Regions from separate parts of the Mus musculus genome. Here region 2 is linked to region 1. The links are chromatin loops, found by intact Hi-C in ENCODE. Cell type or tissue: heart. All regions are shown on one strand. Links, peaks and the distances in the headings refer to the core of each region. The heading gives the core; the rest is flanking DNA. Region 1 has its middle 24 kb from the start of Gm13807. Region 2 overlaps Tspan18 (tetraspanin 18).

Region 1 (9,510 bases), core at 4,720-7,219:
TGGTTTTATTGATATTATTGATGAAATCACCACCTTAATTCAGATCTCCCCAATTCTTCCCTGATCTCCTCCAATGTGTCAAATCTGGGATGCCACCATATAGTGGAACTTTCAGGACCCACCAGTAATTAAATAAAGACACAGAGACTTATTAATAGTTATCATAGCTTAGGCCCAACCACATCCACATCCCACTGGTGAATTTCACCTCTCAATTTTCCTCCAGAGTCCCAGTCTCTGCCTGGAAGTTCTGCCCTCCCTTCCTGCTTCAGCTATTAGCCACCCGATTTTTATTATAGAGAGTCAGCAGGTAAGGAAGAATAAATGTCTACAAAATCTGAGGCCAGTAATGGGCCATAGGAATAACGATACCAAGATCTGACTAGTACTTAGCTCTCTGTGGGTACAGCAATCGACAATTGACAATACAGAAACACACCTTCATACAATGTACCCCAACACCTCGGTGCCTTGGAGGTCAAGTCTCCTGAAATCTCTTCCAATCTAAGATGGTCTTTTGGTGTCTCCTTGTCTTTTGATGACCTTGGTTTTCTTGATGACCCCTGGGCAGACATTCTGTAGACCTTCCTGATGTTCTCTATGACTAGACCAAAGTGGGTGGGGAGGAAAACAGTGCAAAGGCAAAAGAGCCCTTCTTGTATCATATCAGGAGAGACGTGATGTCCCTGTGGCCTCTGTGGATGCCATTAGTCCCTGATCACTTGGTTGTCCTGTAAGATCACTATCTTTCTTCCTCAACACAAACCACATTCTTTAGCTACCTGTCTATCCTCTCAGCCCTGCATATCTGTAGGTTCTACGCTCATGGACTTAACGAAACAGGGATCAAAGATACTCAGAAAGAAGAAATTTGTCTGTATAGATACTTTTCTCTCTTTTTAAAAATGTAGGCTTTTATTTCCCAATTGTTGAGACCTAGGCTTGGCAGACACCACACAGGACTCGGGGTCGGGAGGGCCCACACAGGAGAAAGCTCCCAACTTTGTGTGCTTGGTCATATATTGGTTCTAGGGAGAGTTTACTCAGGGATGGTAACAACAAGAGCCAAGGCAAATCTATCAGAGTAGCCAGACGGCTGGCTGGGTGAGATCAATGGATCTCTCTCTCTCTCTCTCTCTCTCTCTCTCAGGATGAGAGCTCTGAGCGCTACCCAGAGAATACAGAGGAGTAAAGTTCCTTATCCTGCCTCCTACAAGGGGCTGAACGCACTGAAGTTTTGGCCATTGGCCCCTTCTCTAGCTACTGGAGCCAACTCCAAGCCTGGCCACCAAGAGTTGAGGGACTACACAGGCCTGCAGGCCGGCAACAGCAGCACACCTCAGATCTCCTGGGGTTAGCAGGATGGGGACAGCAGACAAGACAAAGACAGGAGAGCTAAGAGTCAGTGAAGGTCCCTAGTACACATTCCAAACGTGTTAAAGCATCATGGTTAGACAGTGACTGACAGAGACAGATAGCCTGGCTTAGAGTACAATGGGACTGGAGGATGACCCAACCTTGGCCTCCCACTGTGCAACCTAACTCAGCCAGGGCAGAGACCAGGTAAGTTGAGCAACCCAAACAGTGTTCCACTCTCATCTAGAAGCTAGGGACCAGCTAGGGACTAAGGGAGGGAAGGCAGAGGGACATCAGGACCTGGAGAGACACAGAGTACGGTAGAGGCCTGGGTTGGAACACACCTTTATTCCCCCTACACACACAACTTTATTTTTCCTCCTCCTCCCCCTCCTCCTCCCCCTCCCCTCCCCTCCCCTCCCCTTCTCTGTCTCTATCTCTGGCTCTGTCTCTCTCTGTCTCTGTCTGTCTCTCTCTCTCTCTCTCTCTCTCTCTCTCTCTCTCTCTCTCTCTCCCTCTCTCCCTCCCTCCCTCCCTCCATGCATGTTCACATGGAGGCCAGAGGTTGGCACCAGGTGTCTTCCTGTTGCCCTCCTACTTTCTGAGACATGGTTTCTCACTGAAACTGTGGCTCCCTAATCCAGTAACACTATCTGCCCACCTCTATCTCCCCAGTACTGAGATTACACCATGCCCAGCTTTTTATCTGGGTGCTAGGGATCCAAACTCAGGTTCCCAGGCTTGTTCAGTAGGCCCTTTACCCACTAAACCATTTTCCTGGCCCCTGTTTTCTTTGGGGGGGGGCTGGAGAGATAGATCGGTGGTTAAGACCACTGTCTACTTTTCCAGAGGACCTACGCTCGATTTCCAGCACTACACAGCAGCTCATAACTCTCTGTAACTCCAGTTCCAGGGACTCTGATGCCCTCTTCTGGTCTCTACAAGCAGCAGGCATGAAAGTGGTGCACAGACACACATTCAGGAAAAGCACCCATACACATAAAATTGGAAATAAGTACACCCACCTAAATTTCTAATTACATCTATGTCTTGTGTGTGTGTGCACATTACTGCACATGTGAGTCCATTGTCAGAGGACAGCTAGTCCCTTCCCTCCTTCGACCAGAGGTCCTGGAATTGAACTCAGGTGGCAAGGCTTCACCTGCTGAGCCATCTCACTGGCCCTCTCAATGTTTCCTAAACACTGCAATCTAACCAGGATTTATGAGGCACTTTCATTGCATTTGGCGTTAGTAGCATCCTAGGGATAATCCTGCAGGGGGGTGTGGCTGGTGCGCGGGTTATGTGCAGATGTCAGGCGGTTTTTACAAGGAGCTTCAGTTGAGCATCTGTAGATTTTGGAGCCTGAACGTTTTTGTATCCGTGGCAGGTCCTTGGACTGTTCTCCCAGGGGACAAGAGTGCATTAAAACAGACATGACTTCATCGTGTGCTCATCTAGTGTTCCCGAATTCACCGCAGCTCCGCGCTTACTCGCCGATAGCTTCTTGCTGAGAGAAGCCTGGCTCTCGTTACCCACCATATGGGGACTTATTTGTTCAACCTAGCAGACAAATAGAGTCATTTCAAGATTCCTAACCTGGGCCGGCTGAGAAATGAATGCGCAAGCTCGGTGTTTGTGCCTGGCTCTCTTCTTCCTCTTCAGCTTTTTCTGTATCCAAGCAACGCTGTCGACTGGTTTTCAAAGTTCCTTACTTCAGCTCTTTTTCCTCCTCCAGACTGAGTTTTCATGTAGTTTAGAAAGACAGTAAAGGGCTGGCAAGATGGCACAGCAGGCAAAAGTGCTTGCTGCCAAGCTTGACTACCTGGGCTCCATCTTAGGGACCCACAGGATAGAAGGAGGGACTGACACCTCCAAATTAGTTTCTGACATTCACATGTGTACAGTGTAGTATGAATAGGTCTGCTTACACTTCCATACACAATGCAAAACATTAAAAATCAATGAAGTTCAATGCAATTATCTCAGTTTTCCACAGGCTATTGTTAGCCCATAATATTATGGCCCAACCCTCTATTTTTCCTACTGTCTGTCTGCCTTTCTTTCTGTACATCTGCTTAAAGCTATATTTAGAAGGGCATCAGTCAAGCATTAGCTGTAGTTCTCCTAGATGAGGAACTTTGGTAAATTACATTGTTCAGGTCCATAGATTATCGTTCATTTTGATAACAAATGTATATTTTTACAGAAAACAATGCAGCGATTGTTCTCTGTAGAAAGGGAGGAAGTGGATGGCAGGTGGGAGACTGCTGGGGATCGGAGCGGCTATTGGTCTGAGTCGTGTAGGGGTCATCTTTGGAGCCTGATGGAGCCAGACTGTCCCCTTAAGGGCAGTGGCTAGGGTGGGCACCTCCCCAGGAGTCACAGCATCTTTTTTTCTTTTAATGAAATACTGGGCATTTAATCTGGAGCCGTAAACGTGCTAGGGATGCTCTCTGCCACAGAGCTATGGCCTCTGCCCTCTTCTTACTTTACGTGTGTGTGTGGGAAGGGGGGGGCACAGACGTGTATCTGTGGAGGGCAGAAATCAGCAATGAGTGTCCATCAGTAGAAAGTGTCTCTCTGAACCCCAAACTCACTGATTTCACTAGACTGGGCAGCCTGCCCTGAGGATGCTCTGTCTCTGCTCTTCTGGCGCTGAGACTGCAGATGGAACATGCTGCACACCCTGCTTTTTATGCAGGTTCTGGAGAGATTTGAACACAAATCACATGTTTTGCAAGGCGAGCACTTTACAAGCTGAATCCTCTCTCTCTCTCTCTCTCTCTCTCTCTCTCTCTCCTTTCTTTCCTTTTTCCTTTGTGACAAGGCTTCGAAAACTTACCTGACCTGGCCTTGAACTTGCAGTCCTCCTGCCTTGGCCTCCTGATTTCCAAAGATCCCACACAGCATCTCATTTTGTTCGTTCCATCTCACCTCAGCCTTCCCAGAAGTCTGGGAATCACTCAGAGCCTGTTCCAAATGTTTCAGTTTATTGCTTTTCTACCAAGCCCCCAGATAACACTGGGGCTTCAAGACCTCAGAGGGTACTGAGCAAACCAGAGCTGACTAGTTCCTGCTTGGCTGTGCTGGGAGAAGGCGAGGGCTGCAGCCAAATGGTTCTGTTTTCTTTCAGTGACATACTGGGCATTGACTCTAGGGCCTTGAACATGCTAGACAAGCTCTTTGCCACATTGGGGTTCAATTATCCTTATCATTGTTTGTCTTTTCTGTGTACCTAATAATATATAAGCAGAGAGAAAGAGAGAGAGAGAGAGAACAAAAAGAAAGAAAGAAACAGATAAACCATGCTTGGGTAGAGAATTTTAACAGACATCTCCCAGTAACTTACTGAGTACTCCCATTGCCTCAGTATACACCTCCACCATGCCTGACTTGGCTCCTGCAAGCCCTACCAGGTGACGATCCCCGAACCGTGTTTTATTTCTGTCTTCCTGGTGTGGCTAAAAGAACCCACACATTTAGGACTGGAATCTAAAATCCAAATGCAAAGGAGGAAAGAGAGGAACTCAGGAAAGTGGGGGTGACCTGAGAGAGGGAGGACAAGTGGAGAAAGAGACCCCCCCCACCCCTGCCTCACAGAGGGCACTTGGAGCCCAGGGAAACTGTCCTGGTTACAAGGTGGCAGCAGCCAGATGCTGGCTGAGAGGGGGGCCTTGCTGACACCAGTGGTCAGGGCCCACTTAAGCTGCAAGGGCTTCCCTGTTACAGAGGGCTGATTGTCTCAGGTCTCGGGGTCAACCCTCCTTGTTCCCCACCGCCAGGGAAACAAAATGGGGGTGGGGGCACCCCATATCAAGAACCTTGTGGCTCAATTCTCTTGTCTTTTCCATGTCTGGCTTATTATCCCCTTCCTGCTCACACACACACACACACACACACACACACACACACACACACACACACTTTGGCCATCTGGCTATGTCCAACACCTTGTTAGGCCATTCTGAGAATGAAAGAACTAACCTGTAGATGCTGAAAAGGACGGAAGAGAGGCAAAGGGATCAGAGGATGGGAGGGTGGGTGGGGTCTCAAAGTGTAAAGCCAGGTCCTCCACCCTCCCAGCCTGGCCATTTCTGACTAGCCCACCACAAGGGAAACTAACTAACAGGCCAGAGAGATCAGAAGACCGGCCCAGGGCCACACAACAAATCAACCCTAGGGACTGCATCTTCAAAAAGATCAAGGGAGAGAAAATGGAATGGCTGGGAGGAAGCCCTGTACCTAGCTCCTGCAGTGGGTGGGTCAGATGGGTGGGTGGGGCAGGGGAATACCCGGGAACATTTGGCAGCCTGTTAATTTAATCCTCACCAGGATGGAGGCTGGCCTGTCACCTAGTTTCCCATTTCCCTTTCCTGACCAACCTTTCTAGGCTTCTGGGGAAACAGCTGGGCAGGCCCAGCTGTGTTTTCCTCCTTTCTCTCTGCCCCGCCCCCACCCCAGCAAGGAAAAGGAAGAGGACAATTAAGAGGAAATCCAGGGAAGGCAGTTTTACAAAGCCAGACCAGGGGCAGCCCTGGGAGTGGGAGGTGAGAGGAAGTCCTACAAGAGGGATGTTTATTTTAATGAGAGTTTGAAAAGACCAAGTGAGGCCTGGGAGTGGGTGGGCAGACATGAGGGGTACTATGAGGTCTGTGCTCACCTGTTAGGGTTACCTTTGCCAGTGAGAAGTTTTCAAGACCAGGATGTACAAGGCACAGGCTTGGTACTGAGGCAGCCATCTAAAAATGTGGTGGCAGGGAACCACGGCTGCATAGGTTGCCAGAGAACCAGGGCCAACACCCCAGTGCACATGCACACAACAGTTGCATCTACCCACCTGTCCAGATGGCCTATTCACTTGTTCATGAAAGTATTCACTCACTCACTCTCTCACTCACTCACTCACTCACTCACTCACTCACGTATTCATTCATTCACTCATTCATCATTCATTCATTCATTCATTCATTCACTCATTCACTCATTCACTCATTCACTCACTCATTCATTCATCTGACCACCTATTTACCCACCCACATTGTCTTCCTAACTCTTCACCCAGCTGACCCTTTACCCTTTAACCTACAAAGCCCCTGAATGCTAGATACCCATCCAGCCTGGCAAGCAATGATTAAGCACCCCTTCCCAGGGAAACAACACAAGGCTCAGCTGCTCCGACACATGGAACTCTGCTCTCAGACCCTCTGTCCTTTCCTGAGTCTGGTTCAGGGGCTCTTGCCACCCTTGGTAGAAATGGGAACTGTCTTCATAAGCAGATACACTGGTGACAAGGGTTCAGGGCCTGGTGTGTACTCCAGTGAATGTTCCCCCAATATGTGGAGCATAGAGGACTCTTCTAGATTCATTCAGAGAGCCCTCACCCAACCCTAGGTACACAGACAGACATTCACATAAACACACATGTGTGTACACACAGAGAGATGGACACAAACAGAAATTCCCAGACAAACACACAGGTACACACCCTCATCCTCTGGGGCACATTACGAATCCCTTAGCCAGTGATTAGGACATATTTGCTAAATAATAAATGAATTTAAACTCTCATATCCAGGAAACCAGAGAGCAGGGCTGGGTTCTGTCTGTCTGCAGTGGCCCTGCTACCCAGGCTGCCTACTGTCAGCTCTGGGGGTGTGGGGGATGTGGGGGGCAGCCGAGTCCAGCTGGAACAGGGGAAACTGCTGAGCTGGCCCAGCTCCCATGGGGTGTGGGTGTTTCTCTGCAAGTTGCTGAGAATGGCTGGTCTTAGAGAAGGGGGACTGGAAGGAAGCCCCTGAGGTGATGGGCTGGCCTGGCCTGGGAAGCCTCTGTTCCATATATCACCACCTCCAAGGGACTCTACATGTGTTTTTTGGGCCTGCCGGGCCTCAGTAGATGGAAGCGTGTTGCCAATCAGTCTCCACATGTGTGAACATTCTCAGCCGTTAGTCTTGTCTTCTGTGGCCTGACCCGCCCAGCCCAGTGGAGACTGAACTTAAGCCTGAGTCTTTCCAGACACAGAACGCTCCCAGAACCCACTGGCAGCCCATGCTGTCTGTATGGAGCTCCCTGGGGTATCCTTATGTGGCTGGCTGAAAGATCCCTGAGAGAGTAGACATTGTTAGTTGAGCTGAGGACAGAGGAAGGACAGATCATCATATGCAGGTTGAGACACTGCTTGTGGGGCAAGGGACCGTCCTGGGCCTGAGAGGACTCTGCCTGCACCCACATCCTTAGGGTACAGATACCTCTTGGGTCAGTGAGTAAACCCAAGAAGGACACAGTAGCCACCAGGTTTCCATCAGAGATGTGGGGGAGGGAAAGGAGTCTGGGCTCCGCCTAAGACGGGGACTTCTACCTCTCTCTGAAAGGCCTTTTAGAATTGGCTTGTACAGGACTTCATAAGCTTAGGTTCTTTGTACCAGTCACAATTTACAAAAAGAGAGCAGGAGAGCAAGCTCAGTGGGCAGTGTGCTTGCCACACAAGCATAAGGATCTGTAGCTTCCGTGTAACAAGCTAGACATGGCAGCGTGGATCTGAAATCCTAGCTCTAGGAGGGCAGAGACAGAAGGATCCCAGAGCCTTGCCAGACAGCCAGGACAGCCAAATCCGGACTCTTCAGGTTCAGTGAGAGACTTAGTCTCAAAATAATAATAATAATAACAATAACAACAATAATAATAGTAATGTGAAGAGTTGACAAGATGGCTCAGCAGGTAACAAAGCTTGCTGCTACCAACTTGGAAACTTGAGTTCAATTCCTGGAACCCACTTATCAGAGAGAGAGAGAGAGAGAATCGATTTCCCAAAGTTGACCCCTGACCTTTATATTATGGTACATTGTGCCCACTACCATAATCAATAACTAAATATTTTTAAAAGTAAGATGGAGAAAAATTGATGAAGATGTCTGAACTTGACCTCTGACTTCAACATGCATACGTGCATGTGTGCACGCACACACACTAACATAGACAGAGAGAGAGAGAGAGAGAGAGAGAGAGAGAGAGCCATCTTCCAGCCATCCCCTTTCACAGAAGCACAGAGCACTGGCTGTTTAGAGCATCAGTCCTGCAAGAGGAGAGCAGTGGTCCACTCTGAGCACCTTGGCTTTCTGGGCTGTCTCATGTTCCATGCCTGGTGCTGTGCTAAGAACCTCACTACCATCAGCTTTCCCGGGCAGCAGAGTAGTTGGAACAATATGGAAACTGCAGAAGGCCTGGAAAGAAGAAGGCTTCAGAGGCTGCATAGGATAGCCGTGGTAACTAGAGATGAGGGTCAGATCTCTGCACCCCAAGTCATCTTTCTTTTCCTTGGGCTTGATGAGGGAGCTAGTGGGAAAGAGGACCCTGTAAGTGATAAAAACCTGACCCTGCTGGTGGCCCCGGGGACTCTGTCATTCCCCAGTCACTTTGGTGACTGGGCTGAAGGCATCCTAGTGATGTTAGCCCTGTGGACAGACAAGCATAGACCCCATTTCTTCTCAGCTCAGCTTCCTGCATGCCCCACCCTACAGCCAGGCTCCAGGCTGTCACTTCAATGCTGCCTCCTGCCTGCCTGCCAGTTCCCTCCGGGAACGCTCTGTGCCCTCAGCTGCCAGCATCTCCGGCACGACAATTCTCTGATGCCAGAAAGAGAGGGTCACATGTTCCCCATATGCCACTGGGATGGAAAGTTTGGACCAAACAGCTGAGCTGGCCTCTCCTCCTCCTCCCCAGATGGAAACCCCCCTACTCTTCTCTTTGTCTTTCCCAAGGGACCTTCTACTCTGACCAAGCAGGAGACACAATGTGGGATTGGGTCATGGCACACACCATGCTGGCCAGCACTGGTTTCAAGTCAATAGCTGTGCTCAGGAATCACGCTAAGCATCAGGCACCTCCAGTCAGGACTGGTGGGCCAGGGGATGCTGCTCTGAGGGGTGGGGGTGAGCAATCTCCTCTCTCTGGGCTATCCCCACCTACCCATCTTTCACTGTTAGCCCTTCTCATGGATTTCTCGATCCGTCTTCCCCCCATCCTGCCTCCTCTCTCTGCCTCTCCATCTTTCCCCAGGTTCTCCATTGGCTTTGTCTGATTGTGTCCTCTGACAGCAAGTTCCTGTGTTGGGGACTCTATCCCAACACATTGGGAAGTGGTTAGGTGGGAGCT
Region 2 (9,510 bases), core at 4,642-7,141, 120 kb before region 1:
GGAGACCTGAGTCAGTCTTCTGATCTCCATGGACATTGTGTGCACACGGTATTATACACATACACAAGTAGGCAAAACACCCATGCACATATAAGTAAATGAATGAAGAATAAATTATAAACAAACAAATGGACTTTGGAACTCAAGATGGAGAGTGTTTCTGTTGTAGATGGCAGGCCTCCTGGAAGAGGTGTCTTCCAAACACAGAAGTTTTAGGCAGGCGGGCAGAGACGAGCAGAGGTGCCCTGTTGAGGAGGAGGCTGTGAAGGAGGGACGGTGGAGTGGAGGGAAGGTGGAGTGGAGGCCATGAATAGCCTCACTATTCTGGCAGGCTCCCGAGGGGTGGAAACGGCAGTGCTGGGAGCACTTAGGACACCTAGCGCTTCCTGGTCCGGATCATGAAGACTGTTCCATCAGTATCTCCAGAGTGGCCCAGGCTCTCGAGAGGGGAGGCAAAGGGCCACGGGACAACTGGGTGGACAGGAGACAGGCCAGAAGCTCAGGCTGCGAGATCAGAAGGGGAAAGCCAGGAGGCCCCTGTCTGAGTGCTAGATGGTGCCCGAGGAGGAGCAGGTCTCCCTGGGTTAGGACGGGCTGGCCCAGGGGGAACATGACTGCTTTGCTCTAGGCCCATGTTCCAGTTGCCATGGAGAGAGGCAGATGAGGGCTGGAAAGATGCTTAGGCAGGAGTGGAGCAGGAGGGTTCTGGATCTGGATGGATAATAGAGGAGCAGCAGAGGGGGATGAAGGCGGGGGGGGGGGAGCAGCTGAGCACAGAGAAGAGGTTTGCCTCTATCTGGAGGAGTGTGGCAAGCTCATTCATTCCTTACAGCATGGGCTGTGCCAGGCGTTGTGCAGGGTGGGCAGAAAGAGGGACAATAAGGCAGCCTTCCTGGGTCCTCCCATGCCTGAGACTCTCTGCCTGAGACTGGGAGCCAACCTTGGCAGAGGTCCGTGGTCTCTGCCTGTCTGCTCTATTCTGACAGAGACCAGGGATGCTGAGCCACAGGGCAGGGGTTGAAGGAGATGGCTGGGGACAAGCCAGGTGCCCAGGCAGAATCTGGTTCACCATGCATTCGGCTCCCTCCCCTCTCCTTCCCCTCCTCTCCTGCACCACCACTTCTGATACCCTTGTTCTGAGTCCCAGCTGACTCGGACACTGACCACTTCAGCCTCCTCCAGTGGGCTGGGAGCATCTGAGGACCGTGCTATGGGATCTGGTTCCCTCAACACATTTATTCAAGGCCAAGTTCTGAGTTTCTCTAGCGTTGAAAACTGGAGACAAGGAAATATAACAACAGTGCAAGATGAGTGTGCTCCTGACATGCTTGGGCCACATCTTTTCTCTGAGTGCCAAGCTTTGGGCATACAGGACATTTCCATGAGTTTCTGAGGCAGGAGAATGCCTTTTAACAGGGTTGGTGAGGTGGAACAGGTAGAGATTCCCAGGAGGCTCCTCCCACTTCTCTGTTTCCTGCAGAAAGCCAGAGCTAAAATGTAGCATACTGGGCCCCCGTTTACAGTCCACAGAGCTACGTAAAGCCTTGTGAAGTAGATCAGCAGTGTTGAACAATAGGGAAAGCCCTTCCAGGCTTATTTAGTGTTGGGGATTGAACGTAGAGTTTATGAGTGCTAAGCAAACACTACTCACTAAGCTCTGTCTCCCAGCCCCACAAGCAATTATGTCATAAATAACCTAGCAAATAAGTCCGTGACTTCAGTGGGAAGTCATTCACAGCAATGCTGAGAGGAGAATGAGAACCCAGGTAGTTCCCTTCAAGAAGGGTGACCTGCTCAGCCCCGAGGAAGCGAGGGGCTCCCTGGGGAAAGGGCTGGACAAGCTCCAGGCACAGGGAGCAGCTGGCAGGGTGAGGCTTCCAGGTAAGAAAGGATCAGCAGTGCTCTAGGCTTCAAGCAGAGAAGGCTGAGGCTGGTATGGGTGGCATGGGGTGAGGGAGGAGAAAGAAAGGGGGTGAGGTGCTGAGTTGGCCTGGGGTGGGATCTCGCAGCATTCTGAGTCCCATCAAAGGAGTGAGGTGCAGTGGGAACCCCAGAATGCCCACACACATGGCTGATCCAAGTTGATGCTCCAACCGGGGACATGCAGTCATCTGGGGTTATACAACAGGACACCACAACTCACCTATTCAAATGTCTATTTTTTCTTTTTATAGGATGATACCAAATGCTAGTAAGAGCACGGAGCAACCGGATCGCTCACCAAACAAGGAGCTTGACTGCTTGTGTCTGTCTTATGGAGGGCAGCTGTTAGGTGGCAGCAAGGGGGGCAGAATAGCTATTGTGGAAGACAGTTTAGTGGCTTCTTCCACAACTACAAGGACCTTCCCTTGCCACTTAACAACTGCCCTCCTTAGTACTGACTCAAGCAGTCAAAACACTCATGTCCCCACAAGAGCCTATCACAGCTTCACTCATAATTGCCCAAACTCTCAAAACCACCTATGACAGGGGTGTTGACAACTAAGCCAGGCTGTGCTCACGCGGTGAAATACCACCCAGAGAAAAAAGTAAGTGAGCTACCACGCCCAGAATGACATGGAGGAACCCAAATGTATCCTTTGGGCAGAGAAGCCTTTCTGAAAGGCCCAAACAATGAATGTTTACAGCTGCACAGTATTCCGGAAGGGGACTTGGAAGACAGAGAAAAGACCCATGGGGTTTGGATGAAGCGGTGAGAATAAAAGACACCGCAGCAAAGAATTTGAAGGCAAAGATGGTGCTGTGTGATACAGCCTTGGTGGTCACCTGGCATTCCTCACAACCTATGAAAGCTACAATTCCAAGGTGGGGCAAGGATCCCTAATGTGAACTCTGGCCTCCACGTAACAACAATGTATCAACAAACACACCACAAGATCACAGAATGGGAATAAAGGTGTGGTTATACCAGCTCAGAGGTGTCTGAGAAAGACAGTTTTCTGACCGCTGCTTTTTTGTTTTTTTGTTTTGTTTTGGTTTTGATTGTTATTGTAAACCTAACACTCCGTTTTTTAAAAGTCAATTAAAAAAATAAAAACATTTTAACAGACCTGCCTGGGTTACAGTGTATGATACAGTGTAGGTGGAAAGGCAGAAGCCCTTTCCACCACCAGTGTCTAGTGAGGGTGGTAATGTTGGTGAGGGTGATGGTAGAGAGGATGGGTGGACTTAATACTTCCCTGTTTAGGAACTAGAACCTCGTGATGAGCTGATGTGGAGGGAGGAGGGCAGAGTGAAGTCACTGGGAGGACTCCTGCTCACACAGGCTACAGAGTGGGGTCCTGGACAGGGAATGGGAGCATTAAGGCCACCAGTCCACATGAGAGAGCAGGACAGGCAGATGCAGGTCAGGAGGGGAGGAAAGCAGTCCAGCTAAGCCTCCAGGAAGTTTCAGCACACAGGGCTTGCAAAGACAACTTCTATCAGTCCTCCTTGCTCCACAACGCCCTCTCCCGGGCTCTGCCATGGAGCGGATCACACTGAGGATTCCTATAGTGACATCAGCCTGGAGAGGCCTTGGGGGAACTCTCTGCAGGTTAGGAACCTGAGTCCTGTTGAAACAGGTAGAATTGCCACAGATCCTACAGCCCAGATGACAGAGTGCGTCCACTATGTCACCTCACACTCGACCTGATCTCTATCTCCCAGCATGCCTTTCATCAAAGGAAGCTGAGTTTTCCAGATGGAAAAGCATGGAATGCAAGAGTGAGTGTCTTGAGAGGGGTTGTGGGCTGGTATGGTGATGCATGCCTTTCATCCCAGGGCTTGGGAGGGCAGAGACAAATAGAGCTCTGTGAGTTCCAGGCTAGATTGGTCTATGTAGTGAGTTTCATGACAGTCAAGTCTACATAGTGAGACCCTGTCTCAAAAAAAAAAAAAAAAAAAAGAAAGAAAGAAAGAAAGAGAGAAAGAAAGAAAGAAAGAAAGAAGGAAAAGAAGGAGAGGGAGAAGGAGAAGGAAAGGGAGGAAGAGAAGATGGTGAAGAATAAGAGGGGGGAGAAGAAGAAAATGAGGAAGGGAAAGGGGAAGGAAGGGCAGATGAAAGGAAGGAAGGAAAGAAGGAAAGAAACTGCCAACTGACCTGTACTCAGACTGGGGACAAAAATCAGTCATCTTTGCTGTGGCCACACTCAGGACCCACCATCTTCCCATGAGACACCAGCATCCTGGCCATAAACACCATCCTTTTAGTGCCAGGCTTCTTCCATCCTCTCTGCCAACCACCTTGCCCAGGCTCCTTGCAGAGTCTTTAGGGCCTGATCCTGGCATGTTGTCCTCCTGGTCTACATAGACATTCAGGCTTGTCTTAGTCAGGGTTTCTATTCCTGCACAAATATCATGACCAAGAAGCAAGTTGGGGAGGAAAGGATTTATTCGGCTTACACTTCCACATTGATGTTCATCACCAAGGAAGTCAGGACTGGAACTCAAACAGGTCAGGAAGCAGGAGCTGATGCAGTGGCCATGGAGGGTTGTTTCTTACTGGCTTGCTTCCCCTGGCTTGCTCAGCCTGCTCTCTTATAGAACCCAAGACTACCAGCCCAGAGATGGTCCCACCCACAAGGGGCCCTCCCCCTTGATCACTAATGAGAAAATGCCTTACATCTAGATCTCATGGAGGCATTTCCCCAGCTGAAGCTCCTTTCTCTGTGATAACTCCAGCTGTGTCAAGTTGACACAAAACTAGCCAGTACAGGGCTCTAAGGCTCATCAGAAGGACCAAAGAAGAAAGATGAATCCCAAGGAGCAGGGAGCAGAAGATAGGGCTGTCATAGGAGCAGCATACAGGGATCCATGCTTTCTAGGTGTTGGCAGGTTTGTGGGGGGCAGGGGGTGGAAGGACACCACGGCCCTGCCTGAGAAGCAGTATGGTGCCTGGCCTGTAACACAAGGCCTGCTGTCAAGCCCATGACGGCCTTGGGTGAGAACACAGGCTGCAGGTGACAGAGGATCCATTCGATCACCAGATGAACTTGCACGAGGCCATTAACTAGCAGGAGGCTCCTAACTGCTCACCCACCTCAGTCAACAGGACAGCTCGCCCTGCTTGCCTTGCTTCCACCTGAGGCTGCTGAGAATTCAGAAACACAAGGAGCAAAGGAGGGTGGGGGAGGGGCAGAAGCAGCAGAGTGGTAAGGATGGGGGAGGGGGTACTAGAGGACCCCAGACACAGGCTGCCCAGTGGGCCAGGCTTCGCCCTGCTTGTGAAGGGAAACAGAAGCCAGTCCCGGCTGGAAGATGGCCTGGGAAAGTTCCCACAGCCAGGAGTAAGGACTGCAGTGGTTAGGAGCCCACTGATCTCCTTTTTAGGGTTCTGGGGTCATCCAATTACACATTCAGGAGCCATCAAGGACAGGGCCTCTAGTCTGTGACCACAAGGGTGATTGGCATCTATTCTAGGAAACAGACAAGGAACAGGGAGGGCTGACAATTTTTTTTCCAAACGCTGGCAAAGCCTTTGATATCCAGCTGGTGCCAGTTATGTCCGTGGTACAAACGAAGGAAGGAATGGATACATGATAAGAGGGTCCCTGAGGAGCACTAGGTGCCCAGCCTGCCCTGGTTCAGCCAGCATTTGGGATTGGACCATCCCTTAACAATAACAGCAAGAAGAGTCTGGTCCTAGTCACAGAGGGTGGAAGCCTGGTCTTGTGTCTTCCAAGGTCCTTTCCTCCCCGTCTTTCCTGGTGAGGCTGAGCTGAGAGACATTCCAGGCACAGGCCAGGCCAGAGGATCCTGTTTTTCTTTTTTTTAACCACTGAGCGTTCTCCTTCCTCCCATTGTCCTCCCTGGTGTCACCAGACCCAGACCAAGGGCACTGTCTGTAGAGGTCACAGGGGCCCTGACTGTACAGGAAGGAAGGAGCAGAGAGGTGGTTCCCCCCCCTCCTTGATGTCCCTTCGGACCTTGCCCAGCTTGCTCCTGTTACAGTTTGATTTCTTCTGTCCCCAACTCCATGTCTGGTGGTCAGAGGTCTGTAAAGAGGCCCACTGATTAACCAAGGATGGGGGAGGTGAGCTACCAATCACCTCACCAAATAACTAACCAGGGCCAATAAATCCAGACCTTAAACAATGACAGCAGGTGGGGGCAGTGACAAACTCTCCCCTTCTGACAGAAGAATGCAGGAGGTCTGAGACCCTGGGGTCACTCAGCTGGAAAGCCAAGCCCTCACCTGTGTTAGCCAGGCTCGGTGTAGAGTGGAAGTAAGAGTTAGGCTGGAGGGGGTGGGGCAGGGTCAAGAGGAAGGACTTTGTCTGAACTGATACCTAGTAGGGGCTAAGAGAAAATTCCAGCACAGGTCCTAAACCACACAGGCCGAGTCACACAGATCCTCCACTTCCAGAAGCAGGGCAACCCATTCTCTCTCTCTTCACTCCTTCAGCAATGTTGATCACATGAGTTTGTGGTCATCAAATGTTGAAGGCACTCTGCCAGTTCTGGCATTGGTCCTAGGTGAAACCCTTTGTGATGTGGAACAAGGCAGAGGTCCCAGTGTCCCACAGCAGAGATAAGGAGGAATGCTATGAAAGGGGGGGGGGCTGTTCAAAGTACCCCAACTTGACTCTGCCTCTGATAAGAGCCCTAGGTTTTTTTAATCCCCTGAATTTGGTCCAGTGGGCCAAGAAATGAGATAAATGGAGAAGCCAAGACCAGATCTACAACTTATCTCTCTTCTGTCCTGGTCTTAAGGCTGTCCTCACCCCAAGACAGGTCCTCTCTTGAGACTCTAGGGAAGCATTGTAAAAAGAGCCTAGCAGGCCAAATGACCCACCTCCAACACAACACTAGTGTGCCCTTTCTAAAGAAAGGGGGCTGCCTGGTCAAAAACTACATCTCCCAGGATGCTTTGTACCCACATGCCTGTAACTTGTTTTCAGAAATGGCAGTGTCCTTAAGCTTTGTTTTATTAGGGAACAGAAGGGCCCTTTCTCTCTAGGACCCTTGCTTCCTCTGTGGTGACCTTGGGAACCACAAGTGTGTGGAGGTGGAGAGGGTAGGGGCGGGAATCGGACTCTAAACGATATGGAAAATGCCACAAGCCTTCTACAGCCCTGCTTCTGACTGAGAAACTAACAGTAGGCTAAACCATGGAGACTCTTGAGACCTGCATCATTTACAGTTACCTCAGCCACATTTTCCAGAAAGCTGGGGAAAGCCCTGATATTGAGGGAGCCCCAGCAATCCAGACACCTCAGGTGGGCACTCTTAAAACACCTACACACCTGCACCCTCTCTCCTCAACCCACAAAAGCTTTGAAGCATCACTCATCTTCTCTCCACATTCACGTATACCCACGAGGGGCTGTTTCCTTGCTGTCTTACAGGAGCTTCTAAGAGGAATTTGCTTCCAGTCCAGTGTACTCTCCTCCTCACCTCTGCTGTCTGGCCTCCCTCTACATTATGGTTATGGTGAGGAGGATTTTGACTCCCCAGATGCTCATTTCTTTAAATGGAATTCCCTTATCCATGGAGGGATACCCTTCAACAAGCCCAGAGATGGCTGAGTCCACAGATGTACCAAGCACTGTACTTCTTATATTTTCACATGTGTGTGTATGTGTGTGTGTGTGTGTGTGTGTGTGTGTGTGTGTACTTGGTACAGAGATTGGCAAGGCAACTGAAAATGAAATAGAGTAGTCAAAGCAATATACTTAATAAAAGTTATATGAACATGGCTCCTCTCAGCATCTTATTTTGCTGGGTTGGTTTGCTCTTCCTGTTACAATCCTGATACTTAAAGGAAACACATCAATGTTTCTCTTTTGTGAGTCTGGGTTGTCAGCATGGACAGAGCTTTGGGGGTATCACTAAGAAGTAAGAACTGCTTAAGAATAAATGCTGAGGCACAACAGTTCATTTGAAAATCAGAATAGCTACTAAGTGTCTACTGGGAGGGTATACATCCATTGTGATATACTGGACAACGACATGATTCCTGTACTCTGGATAGGGTGGACTGGGGATGGCGCAAGACTTTATCTCAATGTCCAGAATGACACACAATAGAAAGCTTGTGAAATGTTTATCTCTAGAGTTTTCTGTTTTATATCTTTAACCACAAGTAACTGAGATGACAGGTAACCTCAGCCATGAGAAGAGGAGGAGTCTTGGAGAAGTCCATGGGGAAAGGATAACCATAGTTCTGTGTCTTAATAGTGTCTCTGCTGTTAACAAATGACTGCAGACTCAGTGTTTATAAAGAAACTTACTTCTCATCTGGTGAGGACCTTCATGCTGCACCATCCTGTGGAGAAAGGCAGAGAGGCAAGAGAGCTCACAAGGTGGAGATGGAACTGAGCCCATGGCCTGTGGTGACTACCTACTCTCTCACAACCATACTGGCCAATCTACAGGGACAGAACCCTCACCAACTAACCATTCATTTCCTTCCTTCCTTCCTTCCTTCCTTCCTTCCTTCCTTCCTTCCTTCCTTCCTTCCTTCCCTCCCTCCCTTCTTCTCTTTCTTTCTTGCATTCTTTCTTTCTTTTCTCTTTCTCATCTTGGTTTTTGTTTGTTTGGTCTGTTGTTGTTTAAGCTCAGGCTGCTTTACGATGCCCTGCGGAACCCAAGGATGAAGGATGACCCTGAACTCCTGGTCTTCTTGCTCCACATGCAAGTGCTAGGATTTCAGATGTACACCACTACTACATCAGGTGTCTGTGGTTCTGGGAATTGGACACTGGTTTTGTGTCTGCTGGGTATGTACTCTGCCTGTGGAATTACATACCCTGTTCCCCATCACATCATAAAGGCCATCTCTGCATCCCGTCTTGGCATAGCTCATTTCAGCTGGATTTTGGAAGTGACATTCAAACCTCAGCTTACTGGAATGGCCGCAGCTCTCAGAAGCCTGCCCACATAGTGCACTAGCCTGCCCACATAGCAGCAACATAGCACATGCTAGGCAATGTCAGAGATGAAGATGAGGAAACCATTTCTAGCCCAGAGAAACCTTGAGTCCAGGTGGGCAGAGGGGGTAGTTCTGTCTGTCAGAGGAGGAAACCGAGGCTCAGAGAAACCCAGTGTCTAAAATGGCATGGCTAATTAGGAAGCAGCCTGTTGCTTGAAGACCCAACATGGAACTATGTGAAAAAGACTGTGCACTCTGTGTGTGTGTGTGTGTGTGTGCATGCGCGCACATGCACTTATATAAGCCTGGCTCAATTCCCAAGCAGGGACAAAGGAGAGAGAGAGAGTGAGCAGTTCCTACTTAACGTCTCTTCTGCTGATTTTATTATTACCTATAATGTTCTAATTAAAAGTCAAGCGCTCTCAATAATCCCCAATGAGACCCAAGAAAATGTCTTGGTCCTGATTTTAGCTCCATGAGAAATAGTCCAGTATAGTACCAGCCAATATTATCTGACCTTCTAAAAGGTTACCTGCTGTCTCCCACACTTCAACATCCCTGTGTATGCCCTAGTGGGCAGAGACAGACCTCTCTGGCTTTAGTTTCTGTAGCTCCACAATATTCTCATTTGCTTTGTTAGACACCAGGAGCTGCCT

The links. A loop is a pair of places that touch in the nucleus more often than their neighbours do. Peaks named below come from ENCODE experiments on the same cell type or tissue, not always from the same donor. Only the 100,000 strongest peaks of a DNase experiment are listed, where the experiment ranks them.
Region 2: it touches region 1 in a loop (4-fold over the local background); 4 of 42 quality-filtered maps call a loop at or near these places.

The regions. Positions count from the first base shown.
Region 1 is chr2:93,375,091-93,384,600 of GRCm38, forward strand. No RefSeq gene overlaps it. Among named protein-coding and RNA genes, the nearest start is that of Gm13807, 24 kb to the right of the region's middle. In heart, for the core only: no CTCF peak of the experiment used is centred there; a DNase peak (open chromatin) is centred at 5,771; H3K27ac peaks cover 923 bases.
Region 2 is chr2:93,256,246-93,265,755 of GRCm38, forward strand. The region is part of intron 2 of Tspan18 (tetraspanin 18); the gene reads right to left. Gm39882 (a long non-coding RNA gene) reads left to right here and starts at 1,735. Exons shown (of 2, transcript XR_866563.2): 1 at 1,735-1,881; 2 at 2,175-2,915. In heart, for the core only: no CTCF peak of the experiment used is centred there; DNase peaks (open chromatin) are centred at 5,806 and 6,426; H3K27ac peaks cover 2,466 bases.